Linked DNA regions of Homo sapiens: region 1 is linked to region 2. The links are chromatin loops, found by intact Hi-C in ENCODE. Cell type or tissue: MCF 10A. All regions are shown on one strand. Each heading gives the region's core, and the rest is flanking DNA. Links, peaks and the distances in the headings are about the cores only. Region 1 overlaps PALS1 (protein associated with LIN7 1, MAGUK p55 family member). Region 2 holds the start of GARIN2 (golgi associated RAB2 interactor family member 2).

The links. Hi-C counts contacts between places; a loop is a spot of excess contacts. Peaks named below come from ENCODE experiments on the same cell type or tissue, not always from the same donor. Only the 100,000 strongest peaks of a DNase experiment are listed, where the experiment ranks them.
Region 1: a loop joins it to region 2, with 4 times the contacts of the local background. A loop is called at or near these places in 4 of 110 quality-filtered maps.

The regions. Positions count from the first base shown.
Region 1 is chr14:67,281,167-67,289,618 of GRCh38, forward strand. The region is part of intron 3 of PALS1 (protein associated with LIN7 1, MAGUK p55 family member); the gene reads left to right. It also overlaps a transcript of GPHN not described here. Among named protein-coding and RNA genes, the nearest start is that of PALS1, 44 kb to the left of the region's middle. In MCF 10A, for the core only: CTCF peaks have their summits at 4,895 (motif pointing left) and 5,100; no DNase peak of the experiment used is centred there.
Region 2 is chr14:67,182,639-67,191,090 of GRCh38, forward strand. GARIN2 (golgi associated RAB2 interactor family member 2) reads left to right here and starts at 6,802. Exons shown (of 8, transcript NM_001395907.1): 1 at 6,802-6,931. It overlaps LOC105370538 (a long non-coding RNA gene), which reads right to left and starts at 6,726. Exons shown (of 5, transcript XR_007064215.1): 1 at 6,595-6,726. It also overlaps a transcript of GPHN not described here. RefSeq lists an enhancer at 4,594-4,888. In MCF 10A, for the core only: no CTCF peak of the experiment used is centred there; DNase peaks (open chromatin) are centred at 4,743 and 5,373.

The sequences.
Region 1 (8,452 bases), core at 151-8,150, 98 kb after region 2:
GATTACAGGTGTGAGCCACTGTGCCCGTCTCAAGTCTGGAGCAGTTTCTACTACATCACATCATCTTCTTTTCTTTGTTATAAATTTTTATTCAGGATCCACATTTCATATGTACATGCTTTTCTGTGTTTTAAGAAATCATAGATATGTGTTCAGTCATAGTGAAGTCTGCTAAATTCCTGCCTTCAGACATTTTAATTACAGTGAAAGCTAAAAGATTACATTTTTTTAATACCTTTATGTGAAAGAATTTTATGCTCTTTTTTCCTGAGGGTTTTATTAGAGTAAAAATACTTCATTCCTGATTGCTTCTTACTAGCCTTCATTTCCCACCACTCTATTATTATTTATTTATTTATTAAAATATTCTGAAAATATTTTATTGGAGAAAGTTTGTTATATCCAGTGCAAACCTGGATTGATTCTTCTGTTTTTCTGTTTACATTCCCTTAAGATTAAAGTATTTGTCCATTTGGTTTACTTAGAATCAGGTGTAAGTATCCATCTGATAGGTAATATTCATGTAATCACAGTAAAGAAACAAATATAGCTTCAGCCGGATTCACTTAGTAAGAGAACAGTTGTGAGTTTATGGTTTTGTTTGTTTTGCCTAAGCACACAAAATTGGACATCATTTCTCTTAATTTTTTTTTTTTGCTTTTTCCTGTTTCTGTTTGAATGTTCTATTGCTGACTTTTTTACAAATTCAGATTAAAGGATACCTCTATTCCAATGTGTAATCTGCTGTGGTTTTTAAAAGTACCTATGTGTGGTCCTTGAATTTAAGGCAGTTTTGTGTATTTTATTTTAAAGTAATTTGAAATGTCATAACAGGTATTTGTAATTCATTTCTTGGATAGGAGAAGATGTATTTTGAGAAATAAATGATATATTTTATGTTGATATAGTCAACACAGATATCTGTTATGTAAGAATCATGAGAAATTAGCATAAGGTATAGTTTGCTATTGTCAGTCATAGCCTCAGGTTTTTAACTTTTTGTTTAAAGTGAAGTGTAATAGCTTTTTGCCAAACTTTTTTTTCTTGTTCATAATCTGCTAACACATCAAACTGTAAGAGAAGTACTCCCTGAACATTGTGTGTGTCTCCTGGCTAGTATTTGATTAATACCCATATGACAGGAGACAACTTCTCAGCCTTTTTCACATCTAGAAACAGCAACCTTATTTTAAATGAGGGAAGAATGGGCAACTGATTTATTTCTCTGAGAGGAAGCCTTCAGTTTCTAAACAATACATCATCATTTATCTGTGAGTAGACAAAGTATTCTTTTAAGAATCAAAAATATGATTGGCAAGATTAAGTAATTGGGTGGTTTTTAATGAAAAGCATTTGTAAATTTGACAATGTATGATAATAAAAGTACAGGGATGGAATTGATAGAAAATACTCAGAAAGGATGAACTGAATTTTCTTGTTTAAAAGCAGTTAGAATTTTTTTGAAAGATAAGAAATAGTGATATGGGAACTAGATTTCAAATGAATAATTAGTATTATAAATGGTAAAAAATTTGATATTAGGGAGGCTTTCCTTAAAATTGGCATTAGTTTTTAAAGCTTGCTTTGTTACAAATATTATTGTCTTTGTTCTCTTTCATAATCAGAGCAAACTACCTTGTGAGAGAAATCCTCGGAAAAGAAAATAATGCAGGTTAGAGTGGGTTAAGCTAGAGTAGGGTAATTTTCATATATTTCTATATTATAGATTTCACTGTTTTTGTGTTCTCAGTTAAGTAATTTTGGGCCAGGGATGTGGACAAGGAAATATATAGATAGAATACTTGAATAAACTAGGGATGACTGCCATCTATCATATATGTGACTATAAAATTGTTGTCTTTGAAGCAGTGTCAGGAAAGGGAACATACACACCCATATATATCTGTGGTGAGCTGTTTAGTGGTTAATAAAAAGACTCCTGGAATTTGTGATTAGGGGCTTTCTAATCTATGAGATACTATTAGTGTGAAGAAGGAAAAACACACCACGGGGAAGAAAACCGGGATGAATAAAGCTAAAGAACAAAATATTTTCATAGAATTAATAGCATGTTTCAGTCTTAATTAGTGTCTGCATATTTTTTGTCAGATGTCTCTGGATATTCAAACTATTAAGTCAAAAGATTATTGACATTTTAAAGTAAAATAGCTCTTTCAGATTTCATTCTGGCATTTAACTGACTTTTGATTGATCATGGGGCATACTGGAATTTTGTGTGATTGTAAACTTTTTTAAAGGTTGGCTTTAAGATAAAGTTTATTTCAAGCCAACAGACAAAATCCCAATGCCAGTAAATCTTGAGTTTTAGTTCAGCCTGCTTCTGAGAAGTTGATTATTTTTACTATCAAATTTTTGTTTAGCTATTGTTACAGATATTTCCAAATAAATGTTATTAGCCATTCCTTCAGGGAATTTTTTTTTATCTTCCTGGAATTGAAATAATTAAATCTGTTGTCACTAGATTTAATGTTTGAAGTGTTGGGATCATTTGAGAATTCTGTGATTTAGTCAGGTTGCTAAAATTAGACCTAAAGATGTAAAAATTCATTAGAGTATATGTATAGTAATGTAAATTTTGTTTATTAAATACACATAATTCTATAGAAAAGTAACTGCTACATCATTCAGTCTTTGACACAATACGTTGAAACTTCATTCCACTTATTAAGCAGTAGTAGGTTTTAAAACTTATTTCTGCCTGCGAAGATTTGCTTCGTTGTCTTACGGCACATTCAGAAATGTATGCGGTAGCTGCATATTGGAAAGTAGGGATAATAGAGTCAAAACTGAGTTTAAATACTTTTTAATGTCACTAAATTGCGCTATTGACTTTGGGCATGTTACTCAATTTTTCTGAGCCTCGGTTTCAGGATTTTCTTGAGGACCAAATGAAAAAAGCATTTGAGTAAATGGCACACTACAGGTTTGAATGAAATTTAATTTTTGTTAGAACCAGAAGCTACAGAGAGATCATCTAACTCTGTAGTCCATAAAATTTGTGGATCTTAACCACTAATTTCTTATTTCATTTTAAAAATAACTTTATTAAGGTATAATTCACATACCATAAAATTTTGTCTTTTAAACTGTAGAATTCATTAGTTTTTAGTATACTCACAAGGTTGTGCAGGCAGGCGTGGTGGTTCACGCCCGTATTAGTAGCACCTTTGGAGGCCAAGGCAGGAGGATCTCTTGAGCCCAGGAGTTTGAGACCAGCTTGGGCAACATAGACCCTATCTCTTAAAAAAAAAAAAAAACAGCTGGGCATGGTGGTATGCTTCTGTAGTCCCAGCATACTAGGGAGGCTGAGGCAGGAGGATTTTTTGAGCTTTGAGCCCAGGAGATCGAGGCTGCAGTGCTAAAAAAAAAAAAAAAAAAAAAAAAAAAAAAAAAAAAAAAAAGGTTGTGCAATCATCACTACTATATAATTCCAAAATATGTACCCATTAATGGTCACTCCCTATTCTGTCCACCACCTGGCCCTTGACAACCACGAATATACTTTCTTTTTGGATTTGCTTATTCTAGACATTTTATATGAATGAAATTACATAACATAGGCTCTTTTGTGACTGGCCTCTTTTCACTTACCATTATGTTTTCAGGGTTCATCCATATTGTAGCATGAATCAGTACTTCATTTCTTTTTTATGGATGAATTAATATTCCACTGTACAAATATACCACATCTTGTTTTTCCATTCGTCTAGGTTAAAAAATTTTTATTTTTATTTTTATTTTTTTGTAGAGACGGGATCTCACTGTGTTGCCCAGGCTGGTCTTGACCTCCTGGCCTCAAGTGATCCTCCCACCGTGGCCTTCCAAAGTGTTAGGATTAGAGGCATGAGCCACCACAATTTTAATTCCACAGGTAGATGTACTGGAAACTGATGTAATTTCCTCCTACTTAGTAATATTAAGTTCCCCATCTGAGTATCATATTTGACCCTACAGTTTAGAGGAAAAGAAATCTTAAAAGTTTCAGAAAAAAGTCATGAAGTTGGTTGGACTTGAAATTTCTGAGGACAGGTTAAAAGAGTTGGAATTATTTACACAATGAAATGGAAAAGCTTAATGCTGGGTATAGGTCCCTAGAAGCTATCTGTTTTCATATGGGGTAAATGAGAGTAATATATAAAAATAAATGATGCCAATCCAGATGGAGATTCCTTAGGTAAATTTTTTTTTTTTTTTTTTGAGACGGAGTCTCGCTCTGTCGCCCAGGCTGGAGTGCAGTGGCGCGATCTCGGCTCACTGCAAGCTCCACCTCCCAGGTTCACACCATTCTCCTGCCTCAGCCTCCCGAGTAGCTGAGACTACAGGTGCCCACCACCACCCCTGGCTAATTTTTTTGTATGTTTTTAGTAGAGATGGGGTTTCACCGTGTTAGCCAGGATGGTCTCGATCTCTGATCTCCTGATCCAGCCGCCTCGGTCTCCCAAAGTACTGGGATTACAGGTGTGAGCCACTGCGCCTGACCCCCTTAGGTAATTTTAATGTTTACCCTTATAACCAAAAAATCTTCCACATGGTTACCCAGAGTTCTAGGCATTGGAAAGTAGGATTTTCTGATAAAGTAACTCTTGGTGATTGCTTTCTGTTGCCTGTTTCAGAGTCCATTCTTTTACGTTTTAGACTGACAGGAGAGGGCAAGGAGGGAGGACAGAGTTTACGAGGGTGGATTTGTGGACCCATGTGTATGTTTGTATTCATCTGATTAGTTGTATCCTAAAGCCAAATGTAAGTGAATTTTCTTACTTTAGAATAATATATTCTCTCTTTTAAATAATCAAGAGTTAAATGTTGCGTGAAATATTAGAGAAGATGGGAGCTTAATTTCTACTGAAAAATCAGGTAAGAGGAAATAGCTCCACCTACAGGGCAAATAATTTAAACTAGATATAAAGAAATTCCTTGTAGGAAATTTGTTACAGACTTGAATTTACTACCAAAGCTAGATTTGCTATGCCTGCCTCTACCTTCTCCTGGGCAGAGTGCCTCCATCCCGCCTTAGTACTTACTTTTTTGTCCACTCCCAACCTAGCACATATATCAGTCTTTCTCACTAGCCTTGTGGTTCTTCATTTCTCTCTTTCTCTGTCCATGTGGTTCCTTCTTGTGTCTGTTGTCTGTCTGTATGGGATTGGGGAAGGGAATTTCTTCTCTCTGTCCTCTGTCTTCTCTTTGTTGTCTCTGTGTCTTCATCTTTTATTATGGAAGAGTGTATTTGACAGGACTGATTTAGTTACATCTGAATGGATTTTTTAAATTCCCTGCAGAATTGTATAGAATGTTGAAAAACTTAGGTGGATTTTTGTTTAAGTAACAGATATATCCATCAAAGAATGGAACATTTCTTTGAGTGTGTGGAAAATTAACTGTTCTTAGCCGGGCGTGGTGGCTCATGCCTATAATCCTAGCACTTTGGGAGGCCGAGGTGGGTGGATCGCTTGAGCTCAGGAGTTGCAGATCAGCCTGGGCAACCTGGTGAAACTCCATCTCTACCAAAAAAAATACAAAAATAGCCAGGTGTGGTGGAATGCGACTGTGGTCTTAGCTACTTGGGAGGCTAGGTGGGAGGATCGCTGGAACCTGAGAAGTTGAGGCTGCAGTGAGCTCTGATTACGCCACTGCACTCCAGCGTGGTGACAGAGTGAGACCTGGTCTCAAAAAAAAAAAAAAAAAAAGAAAAAAACTGTTCTTGAATAATACGTATTTGTGAAGTGCTTTTAAAAATGTACCCTTTATGGCTGCGCGTGGTGGCTCACGCCTGTAATCTCAGCACTTTGGGAGGCCAAGGTGGGTGGATCACTTGAGTCCAGGAGTTCAAGACCAGCTTGGGTGACAGTGAAATCTTGTCTCTACAAAAAATACAAAAAAATTAGTTGGGTGTGGTGTTATGCACCTGTAGTCCCAGCTACTGGGGAGGCTGAGGTGGGAAGGATCACTTGAGCCTGGGAGCTCAGGACTGCAGTGAGCCATGTTCACACCACCGAACTCTAGCCAGGGTGACAGAGCGAAACCCTATCTCAAAAACAAAAACAAAAAAAAAGACACTGGAGATTCTGGTTATGATTAAATTAGAACTGTGGCAAAATAGGTCTTTTACATTTCCTTAGTTTTTTTTTTCCATAAATATATTGGATTAAAAGCCATTGTTCTGATATAAGAAAAAAGGATGAAATTATATTAAGTATGTTCTAGTTAAGACTACAGGGATATCAGTTAAATTCTACTTATTAAAAAGCACTCTAGTAGTAAAATGGGCAAAAGATAAAATGGATGAAAGAAGAAATTCAAATGGCTATAACTTGTAAAAATATGTTCTATCATACCAGATCCCAAAAATTAAAAGATTGATAATTCTTAAATTGATTTGTGTTTGTGAGAACAGACATTCATGTGCAACGCTGGTAGGGGTATGAATTGGTACAAATCCAGAAGGCAGCTTTGGCAGTATGTGTCAAAGTGTTAAATGCTTTTGTTATCTGATTAATAATTTTATCCTAGAAATTTATTCTAAGGAATTGGAAAATAGGTTGCAAAACAACATTTACAGTGTCATCTATACGGTTAGACCAGCATTTTAAAAGTTTGAAAGGCTACATGGCGTAGCAAAATAATACCAGTAGTTAACAGCCGAAAGGTAGAAGTACAGGTAATTTTCAAAATAATGTCAGTATTTTAGTGTCCTTTTGAGTGGCTTTGGTACATAGGAGAGATTATACAGAAACTCCTTGGCCTTAAAAAGTTTAAATTCCCCTGAGGTTGAAGAGACCCAGTAGGGATACAATTACCTTCTGGGCTGTCTATGGCTGCTTGTTGATTTCAGTCAGTGGTGAAATCTGAGGCCCTCAGTCTTTCACAACACACTAACAGCCAGGCTGGGGTCTCCCTTTTTTTTTCCTTCGAGACAGAGTCTCACTCTGTCGCCCAGGCTGGAGTGCAGTGGTGCGATCTCCGCTCACTGCAACTTCCGCCTCCGAGGTTCAAGCGATTCTCCTGCCTCAGCCTCCCAAGTAGCTGGCACTTTAGACATGTGCCACCACACCCAGCTAATTTTTTTGTATTTTCAGTAGAGACGGGATTTTACCATGTTGGCCAGACTGGTCTTGAACTCCTGACCTCAGGTGATCTGCCCTCCTGAGCCTCCCAAAGTGCTGGGATTACAGGCATGACCCACCGCACCCAGCCATGAGACCCTTTTAACAATTACTAAAGACCTTGCAAGGCATGGCTCACACCTGTAATCCTAGCGCTTTGGGTGGACGAGGCAGGAAGATTTCTTGACGCCAGGAGTTATAGACTCCATCTTTACGAAGAAAATTGTTTTAATTAAACAGTAATTTAATTGTCTACTCAGAGAAGTCTAGTCCCCATAAGATTGTAGCTTATGCAAAGCTTAACTGCTTTGTTGCTTTTATAATTTCTTTTTCTTATAAGATATTTAAGTGTTATCCTATTTTGCTTTTAAGACACTTTAAGGCTGTTGAATTATTTAATCTCTTAGGGAATTCTTTGGTAACCTCATTGTATGTGATGGAATCTGACATTTTATATTCTTCCTATCTATTCTTAATATTAGCTTATGGTTAGATTCTGGCTATCCCTCAGCTCTTATCTAGCTCTGGGCCACAGCTTCTTAGGTCATTCTAATGACGGTTTTGACTTTTAAATTTTTTCCCAAATTTTTCTTCATTATAAACTACTGATGAACGCACATATATGTATGTTTAGAGAATAATGACAAGGAAAAAGTTTTATTTTCTTTATTTCCTTTTTTTTTTTTTTTTTTTTGAGACAGGGTCTCACTCTGTCATCTAGGCTAGAGTGCAGTGGCGTGATACTGGGTCACTGCAACCTCCGCCACCCAGGTTCAAGTGATTCTCCTGCCTCAGCCTCCCAAGTAGCTGGGACTACAGGAGCACACCGCCATAACTGGTTAATTTTTGCATTTTTTTGTAGACCTGGAGTTTTGCCATGTTGGCCAGGCTGGTCTCAAACTCCTGACTTCGTGTGATCCACCTGCCTCAGCCTCCCAAAGTGCTGGGATTACAGGCATGAGCCACCATCGCACGTGGCTGGCTTTTAAGTCTTATAAGTCTTTATAAAAAAGACTTTTCCCTGTCATTATTCTCTGAACAATACAATATAACAGCTATTTACATTGTATTAAGTATTATAAGTAATCTAGAGCTGATTTTAGGTAACTGGAGGATGTGTATACCTTATATGCAAATACTCCACCATTTTATATAAGGGACTTGAGCATCTGCAAATTTTTCTGTCTGTGGGAGGTCTTGGAACCAATCTCCCACTGATACCGAGGGATAACTATATATATAAAATAAGGAAGACTAAATATATATATGTTTGAAAGGAAGACTAAAGTTGTTTTGATTTGGGGCGGGAAAGATAGCGAACCTCAAGA
Region 2 (8,452 bases), core at 267-8,266:
TTTACAAACATGAATAGGGCAGAGCACCTGACCTTACACTTCATTAGGGAGATAACAAAATGCAAGCAAATAACCACGATATTTAATATATTTGATAATATATAGTAGAGTGTATAGAATGTGATAAATGCCATAATACAGATTTTAAGGGTTGGAAGAATTCAGATGAGATTTCAAGGAGTAAGATGGCATGTTAGTGGGTCTTTTTTTTTTTTTTTTTTTGTAGAGGCACAGTCTTGCTCTACTGCTCAGGATAGAGTGCAGTAGCATGGTCCTAGTGCACTACAGCCTCGAACTCCTGGCCTCAAGTGATCCTCCTGCATCAGACTCCGAAAGTGCTGGAATTACAGTTGTGAGACACCATGCCCAGCTGATGCTATTGGGTCTTGAAGGAAGGTAGAATTTTGAAGATGATAGCACAGGAAAAAGAGTATTCCAAAAACAGAGAATGACAGGTAATTAATGATAATTATTTTATTATAGGATAATTTCTATACCTGTAATATAAGAAGAACAACAATTATAGGGGTGTCGTGGAAATTAAACATATGAAATGTGCTGAGAGCAGTGCTTGTCATGTATTAAGCTCCACAAAGGTAGAGATTTTTGTTTATTTTGTTCACTCCAGTTATCCCCAAATTCCTAGAAGAGTCTGGCATATGTGCATATATGCAAGCATCAGTAAATATTTGCTCAATAAAACACATTATGTAGAACTTACTGTAGGCCAGGCATTGTCCTAAACACTTTACATATGTTCAATTTTCACAACCCTATAAGCATTGTTTTTCCTGTATTATAGATGAGGATACTGAGGCACAGAGATTAAGAAACTTGTCCATGGTCACATAGATAGTAGGAGAGAGAGCAAGGATTCAAGTTTAGCAATCTGACTCTACAGTCTATATTCTTTTATTATTTTTATTTTTATTTTTATTTTTTGAGGTGGAGTCTTGCTCTTGTCACCCAGGCTGGAGTGCAGTGGCGCGATCTCAGCTCACTACAATCTCCACCTCCCGGGTTCAAGCAATTCTCCTGCCTCAGCCTCCCAAGTAGCTAGGATTACAGGCATGCACCGCCAGGCCCAGCTAATTTTTCTATTTTTAGTGTAGATGGGGTTTCACCATTTTGACCAGGCTGGTCTCAAACTCCTGACCTCAGGTGATCCGCTGGGATTACAGGCGTGAGCCACCGTGCCCCACATCTATTCTGTTTTTCTTTTCTTTTTTTTTTTAATAGGGTTTCACTCTGTCGCCCAGGCTGGAGTGCAGTGGCATGATCTCAACTCACTGCAGCCTTGACCTCCCTGGGCTCAAGTGATCCTTCCATCTCAGCCTCCTGAGTAGCTGGGACTACCCATCACACCTGGCTAATTTTTTTATATTTTGCAGAGACAGGCTGGTCTTGAACACCTGGGCTCAAGTGATCCGCCCATCTCAGCCTCCCACAGTGCTGGAGTTACAGGCATGAGCCACCACACTCAGCCTACAGTCTATCTTCTTTAAGTTACAGAAACAAAATAGGTATAAGATGTTTGTAAGACTGAAAAAGTACTGATTTAAGGCCCAAAAGTTATTAAAGTTATTAAAGTTAATTTGGTATTAAAGTTCTTAAATACCAAATTAAGAGTCTAGATTTATTCTAGAGACAATAAAACCATTAGAGATTCTTGATCAGGGACGTATCATGATCAGAGATATCCTTTTAGGGAAAACGCTTTGGCAGCCTTGAGGCAGATAAACTAGAATGGAAAGAAACAAGTGAGAGACACCAGTTAAGTTATAGCAATTGTGCAGGTGAGGGGGTAGAGGTGATGGTGATGGTGATGGGAACGTCCGAACAGATGGATACGTCTCTGGAGAGAAAAGAATGGAAAGAATTTTATGTCTGATTTCAAGTTTTGGAAAGAAAGTTATAGAAGGGAGAGATGATTCAAAGTCTCCCCTCTTGGCTGACTGAGAAAATGTTAAACGTTAATAAAAAGAAGGAAAAAAATGAGTTTTATGGAGGAGTTGAGTTTGGGCATGTGTTTGAGATGCCAGGAGTGCTAAGATAGACATGTCCCATTGGCATTTGAAAGTACAGGTTAGGGGTTCACAGAAGAGTTACTGACTGGATACAACTTTGGGAACCATTCACATAAAGGTGGCATCTGAAATGCAAGGGTGGATGGAAAAGATTATCAAGAAAAGTCTTGCCAAGAGAAGAGGACAGGCCTTGGGGTGTTGGAGGAAAAAGCCATGAATGGCATGAGGGGAAAAACAGTTTGTAGAAGAGAAGAGAAGGGAGTGCAGGGTCCCACAAATCAAGGAGGAGAGTCTCAAGAAGGATCAACTGTAAATGCAAAAGAAATACCAAGAAGGATGAAGGCTCAAAAAGCCTTATTGATAAGGCAATTATTTGTGAACTCTTAAGAGTGCAATTTTAGTAGTGGGTTAAGAGCAAAAGCCAGATTACAAAATAGAAACTGTGAACATGAATTCTTCAGAATTTGTGTGTGAAAAAAGAAAGACACAAAATAGTAGCATGAACTGATAACAAAGTAGAGGGAAGATTTGTTCGTGGGTTTTGAAAAAGAAACAACAGTGGTGGGCATGTTAACAATGCAAGAGTAGTATCCTAAAAGGAGAAAGAAGAGGAAAGAAGGGCTGGATTTAAGGACCCTGGTGGCCCAATGTGGCTGGGAAAGAAAAGGGGCATTTTTCCTTCTGAGTTAGAAAAGGGAGAAGATGTGAACACACTTTAAGTGAAAACAAGGAAAATGTCCTTTAAATGTTAAAGTTCAACAAAATATTTCTACTTGGCACGGTGGACATCAATTTCATCTAATCTATTTGCATTTATTTGACAAATTATATAAGAAGCATGTTACAAGTCTTTTTTGTCAGTAGTTGATACTTACATAAAAGGCTATAGAAGATGTTTTCAAGTTTTCATTTATAGCTGTGTAAAAAAGTTAAGCAGTTCCTTTTAACCAGATTTTTTGGTTCTATGTTTGGTTGTTTCAAATCATATCAGAATGAAAAAAATAACATAAGCAGGTGATGTTTATCAAGTAAATGTTTGGTGATGTTGCATGTTACAGCAGGTGGATTCTTTTGGATGGCTTTCATATTTAAAATTATTTGCTAATCAACAAAATTTTGTAGATCTAACCTGTTAGCAATTCTTGATCTTCATGAAACCCTAACAATGTAAGTAATTATCATTCCCAATTATAGAAAGTGGGGTAAGGGGTTATGTAAGTACAGAATTCAAAGTAAATAAACTGTATGTCTTGTATTCCAATGATGATGGGTCTACATTAAATAATGCATTGCATTCTGACATGTTTATAAGAAGCATTATGCTTGACTCTCTGTGTTATGTTGTTACAGAATTCATCAATAACTTGGCCTAGAACCAAAAAGTTAAAGACTTGCTCAATCCTGTCCATTTCGTATGGCCAGCTACCAGTATTTCTCCTGCAGTCTTTTGAAATAATTCATTTTATTTAACAAGCATTTCTTAAACTCCTACAGTATGCCAGGCTCCATGTTAGGCACCGAGAATACAATGATGAATGAGAGTCTCAGATATCTAAGTGAAGGAGAGAGATTATGAGAAAGGAAAACAATTTAAATGCAGGTTAGGAAAAGTATATGAAGAACATGCAGTGACGTGTTAGACAGTGACTGGGTGGAGGCCTAAATCAGATTCAGTGGTTGTGTCAGGATCCAGCCATTTAAAAAGAGGCAGAAATCACACTAAGTATTTCAACAGAGAGACTTCAATGCAGGAATATGTTAAATAGGTGTTGGAGGCCTAGAAAAAAAGCACAGAGGAAACACAGATATCAGAGACAACTAGAGGAAGCAACTACCACAACTAGGGCTGGGGAGTTGGGAGGGATAGGTTAGGGGAATCACAGCTTAGAAGCTCAGAGGTCAGACCCGATGGAGCCAGGACTCAGCCCTCTGACGAGAGGGCGCTGCCCAGTTGCTGATTCTGAGAATGTCAAAAACAAAAAACAACCAAAATGCAGGCTAGAACCAGTTGCTGTTGCCCAGGTGACACTGACAGAAACAGCAGGTCAACTAGAGGGAACACAAGTCTCTTCTTCCCTCCTATTTTCCAACCTCATCTGGTCTAATGCAACCTATTATTGAACCTAACAGCCAGCTGGAGAGAGAAATGTAGTTTGCAGAGCTCCAGCAATTCAATGCAGAGTATGCCGTGGTGCATTTGCAGCCGAGAGACAATCAATGACCAAGTGATTGAGAAACAGCTCTCTAAACAGGTGCGTCTGAGCTGGGTTCTGAAAAACGAAAATAAGCCCACATGTGAAGAGCTAGGAGATGAGCATTTCAGACAGGAAACGGCTTAAAGAATGCAACGTCAGGAAGGAGGCAGAAATATGATGAGGGAGTGGTGTAAGTGGTCTGAAATATAGTTGGAAAGAACTGAAGCCAGGATGGAGCCAGATCGTGCTCACAAATATACAGGCTCTTGAGGTTAATGCTAAGTATATACACACACCTTATGATACATGACACATATTCTAAAAGCATTAGGAAGGTACTGAAAATTTAAAAAATAAAAAAATCATTTACTAAACAGTTGAATACAAGGCACCATGCTAACCAAGGGTTCCTGCAAACAAGCACCTCATTCTTTCTGCCTCCTACACTTGTTCCTCTGCCTGTAGTTTATTTCCTAGTTAATGGCACCATCATTCACCCAGCTTCCCAAACCTCTGAGTCACCTTTTCCCTCCCTAAGCCCAGTGAGTCACCAAATTTTGTGGACTCTACTGATAGTTCCCAAGTTAACTCCCTCCTTTCCATTGACACTGCCACTGCCACTACCATGGCTTCTGCATCTCCAGAATTGCCCTTCCCAAATCTATCCTTCACTCTGCTCTCAGAATGATCAATTCAGAACATAAATCTCTCCATGTAACACTCTTTATTAGAGCTACTGGAGCAGATGAAGTCCCAGCACCTAGTTATGGCTTTCAAAGCCCTCCATCATCTAGGCTCTTCTTCCGTGAACTTCATTTTCTTTCAACCCTTCAACTTTATGTAACACCAGACCATTTGTAGTTACCCCTCAAACCCTGTCATTTTATGCCTCTGTGCCTTTGCTCAGACTGACTAATCTTTCAGGATTTAGCTTGGATATTAGCTCCTCCATGAAACCGTCCCTAAATCCTCCAATTGGACTAAGTACCCTTCATCTGTGCTCCTAGAATCCCCTGTCACCCCTCTATCTTATCACTACATAACACTGAAATAATCTGTTTACATGACCCCTTCTCCACTTGATGGTAAACTTCTTGAGTGCAGAGACTGTTCACCTTTGTGGTCCAGCATGGCATGGTGCCCAGGAAATAGTAAGTACTCATTACTGAGCTGACCAAAAGAATGTACCTTGCATTGCACTCACCAGGGACTGAATGTGGCAGGAAAGCTTCATATCCCAAGCTTAGGACATGCAGCTGAGAAGATCCCATGCAGGCGTGAATAGGCAGGCCCATCTCATGAGGGACAAAGAGGGCTAATTGCTCACGGACCTCACTTTGACAAAGTGCCACAAATTCAGACTTACAATCTCCAAATGAAGTTATACATACAGTTTTATATTTTGTGCATCTTTAAAAGCATTTTAAAGACGCTTTTGAAGGTAAATATTTTAAATATACCATTATTTTTATTTCCTTCTTTTGGTATTTCTTCTCTTTTTAATGTATCAGTAGCCTCAAAAAATGGACGTGAGATAATACCAAAGTTTAATCAAGGTACCGCAGAATTAAATTGATATCATCAACAGTTAAGAGATGAGATCAGATCTATGCAAAAATATTTTCTGGCCCTTGGGCAGGAAGAACAGGAACATGGCAAGTTGTGATCATGCAATAAGTATGCTCAATGAAGAAATCTTACTCAGTGGGACTATAGGTATGACCAGAGGAAGAATTTGTCCATCCAAAAGATGGCACTCAACATAGAATAGGCGAAACAGAGCATCTGAGACAATAACAGGGGAACCACTCGGACAAGTGCAGAAAGAGACTCAGCCAATCAAGTGCATTGAACCACCACCAGAGCCTAATATCATTAAATATTCATGCTATACAGCCCTCGGCTCAGTTTCTTTTCCTTCCTTCCTTCCTTCCTTCCTTCCTTCTTCCTTTCTTTTTCTTTTTCTTTCTTTCTTTCTTTTCTTTCTTTTTCTTTCTTTTTCTTTCTTTCAATAGAAATGGGGTATCACTGTGTTGCCCAGGTTGGTCTCAAACTCTTGGGCTCAAACAATCCTCCTGCCTTGCTCTTCCAAAGTGCTGGGATTGCAGGCATGAGCCACTGCGCCCGGCCTCAGCTCTGTTTCTAAGCAGTTTCCCTCTAAAAATGCTATATTCTTTTAACGCTTTTCTTCACAGAGGCTCAAAGTGCCTTAAATATGTTTAAGTCTCTGAAACTTGGGATATAGGGAAAGTGAATAATAAATTATCAATTGTATGATCAATGATGTAAAGTCTGATATTTTTCCCGTGGTTATACTATTGCTAAATTGACTTTTCTCTCCAAGAAATCCTCTGAAAACTTCACACCACCACCTGAATGCCCACTCCTGAGCGGTCCGGTCAGGGCTCCATGGGAATGCTGACCACACTTCCTCTCAGGGGCAGACCTGCACGGCTGCTCCTCCCCAGTGCCGTTCTTCTCTTACTGCAGAGACTATGTCAGCACGTTATGATTATGATGCAGCAGCAACAGAACAATGCCCAGAGCAGCCTGGCCTGTGCTTCTTTTACTAAGTGGTTAGTTGCCTGCTGAGTAGACATAAACACCTGCTAAAGAAATGTGAAAAGAGTGGAAACGTGCTATTTGGAGGTTATTTTCCTAGTCGACATCCAGGAGATCTCCAGAGATCTATTTCAGCCCCACCTGTTGGTAAGTGACTGTCTCATTACTGCAACTTGGGTTTGAAACTGAAGGAGAAGGAAATGAATAGTTCAATTAATTCTGGTAATTCGAGGGCAGAATGTCTATTTTTTTCCATCTTCCTCTTCTCCTTCTAGTTTCATTTCTTCTACCTCAACCAGAACAAGCTGAAAAGCCGAGAGACTTAACACCTGGTGACTGCTTTTCTTTTTCTTAGAAATAATTTCATTGAGAGTTTGAGTTTGAAATGAAAGCATGTTTTCTGGATTTTTTTTAATTTTTTTTTTTTTTTTTTTTTGAGACAGAGTCTCGCTTTGTCACCCAGGCTGGAGTGCAATGGCACGATCTTGGCTCACCACAACCTCTGCCTCCTGGGTTCAAGTGATTCTCCTGCCTCAGCCTCCCGAGTAGCTGGGATTACAAGTGTGTGCCATCACGCCCAGCTAATTTTGTATTTTTTTTTTAAGTAGAGACAGGGTTATAGGCATCGCCCATCATGCCCAGCTAATTTTTTTTTTTTTTTTTTTTGTATTTTTGTAGAGACAGGGTTTCACATGTTGGCCAGGCTGGTCTTTAACTCCTGACCTCAGGTGATCTACCTGCCTCAGCCTCCCAAAATGCTGGGATTACAGGCGTGAGCCACTGTGCCCAGCCTTTTGTTCTTTTCTTTTTTTTTTTTTTGAGACACAGTTTCACTCTGTTGCCCAGGCTGGAGTGCAGTGGCACGATCTCGACCCACTGCAACCTCCACCTCCCAGGTTCAAGCCATTCTCGTGCCTCAGCCTCCCAAGTAGCTGGGACTACAGGTACACACCACCATGCCTGGCTAATTTTTGTAATATTAGTAGAGACAGGGTTTCGCCATTTGGCCAGGCTGGTCTCGAACTCCTGACCTCAAGAGATCCACCTGCCTTGGCCTCCCAAAGTTCTGGGATTACAGGCGTGAGCCGTTGTGCCCGGCCTGTTTTGAAATTTTGATTTTTCAGACTGTTATCCCAATTTTTTCTTCCATAAGAAAAAATTCTCAAAGACTGAGAATTGAGTAAATTTTGGGGGAAACAGCCCTTTTTAATTACTCAAATATTTCAAAGATTCAGAACACAAGGCTTTCTCTTCAAAGCTGAAAGGTTGGGCATGGGGATATCATTTTCAAGAGATAGAAGCCACAACAGTTAGACTCCTGCAAAGGTGCAACCAGAACTGCAACCTAGAATTGTGCTGGACCTAGCCTAAAAATATGTTTATTAGTATAGTAAGAATCTTGGGAAAAATCACCCAGGTAAATGCCACACTTCAAAGTGCTGGGAATAATTAACCTCAAAGCTCCAAGGAGCACAGAGAACAGCTTTAATGAGTGACAGGTAAATGCTGTCATTTAAGAGCTATCATGTAGCCAGGTGCAGTGGCTCATGCCTGTAATCCCAGCACTTTGGGAGGCTGAGGCAGGTGGATCACCTGAGGTCAGGAGTTCAAGACCAGCCTGGCCAACATGGCAAAACTTTGTCTCTACTAAAAATACAAAAATTTGCC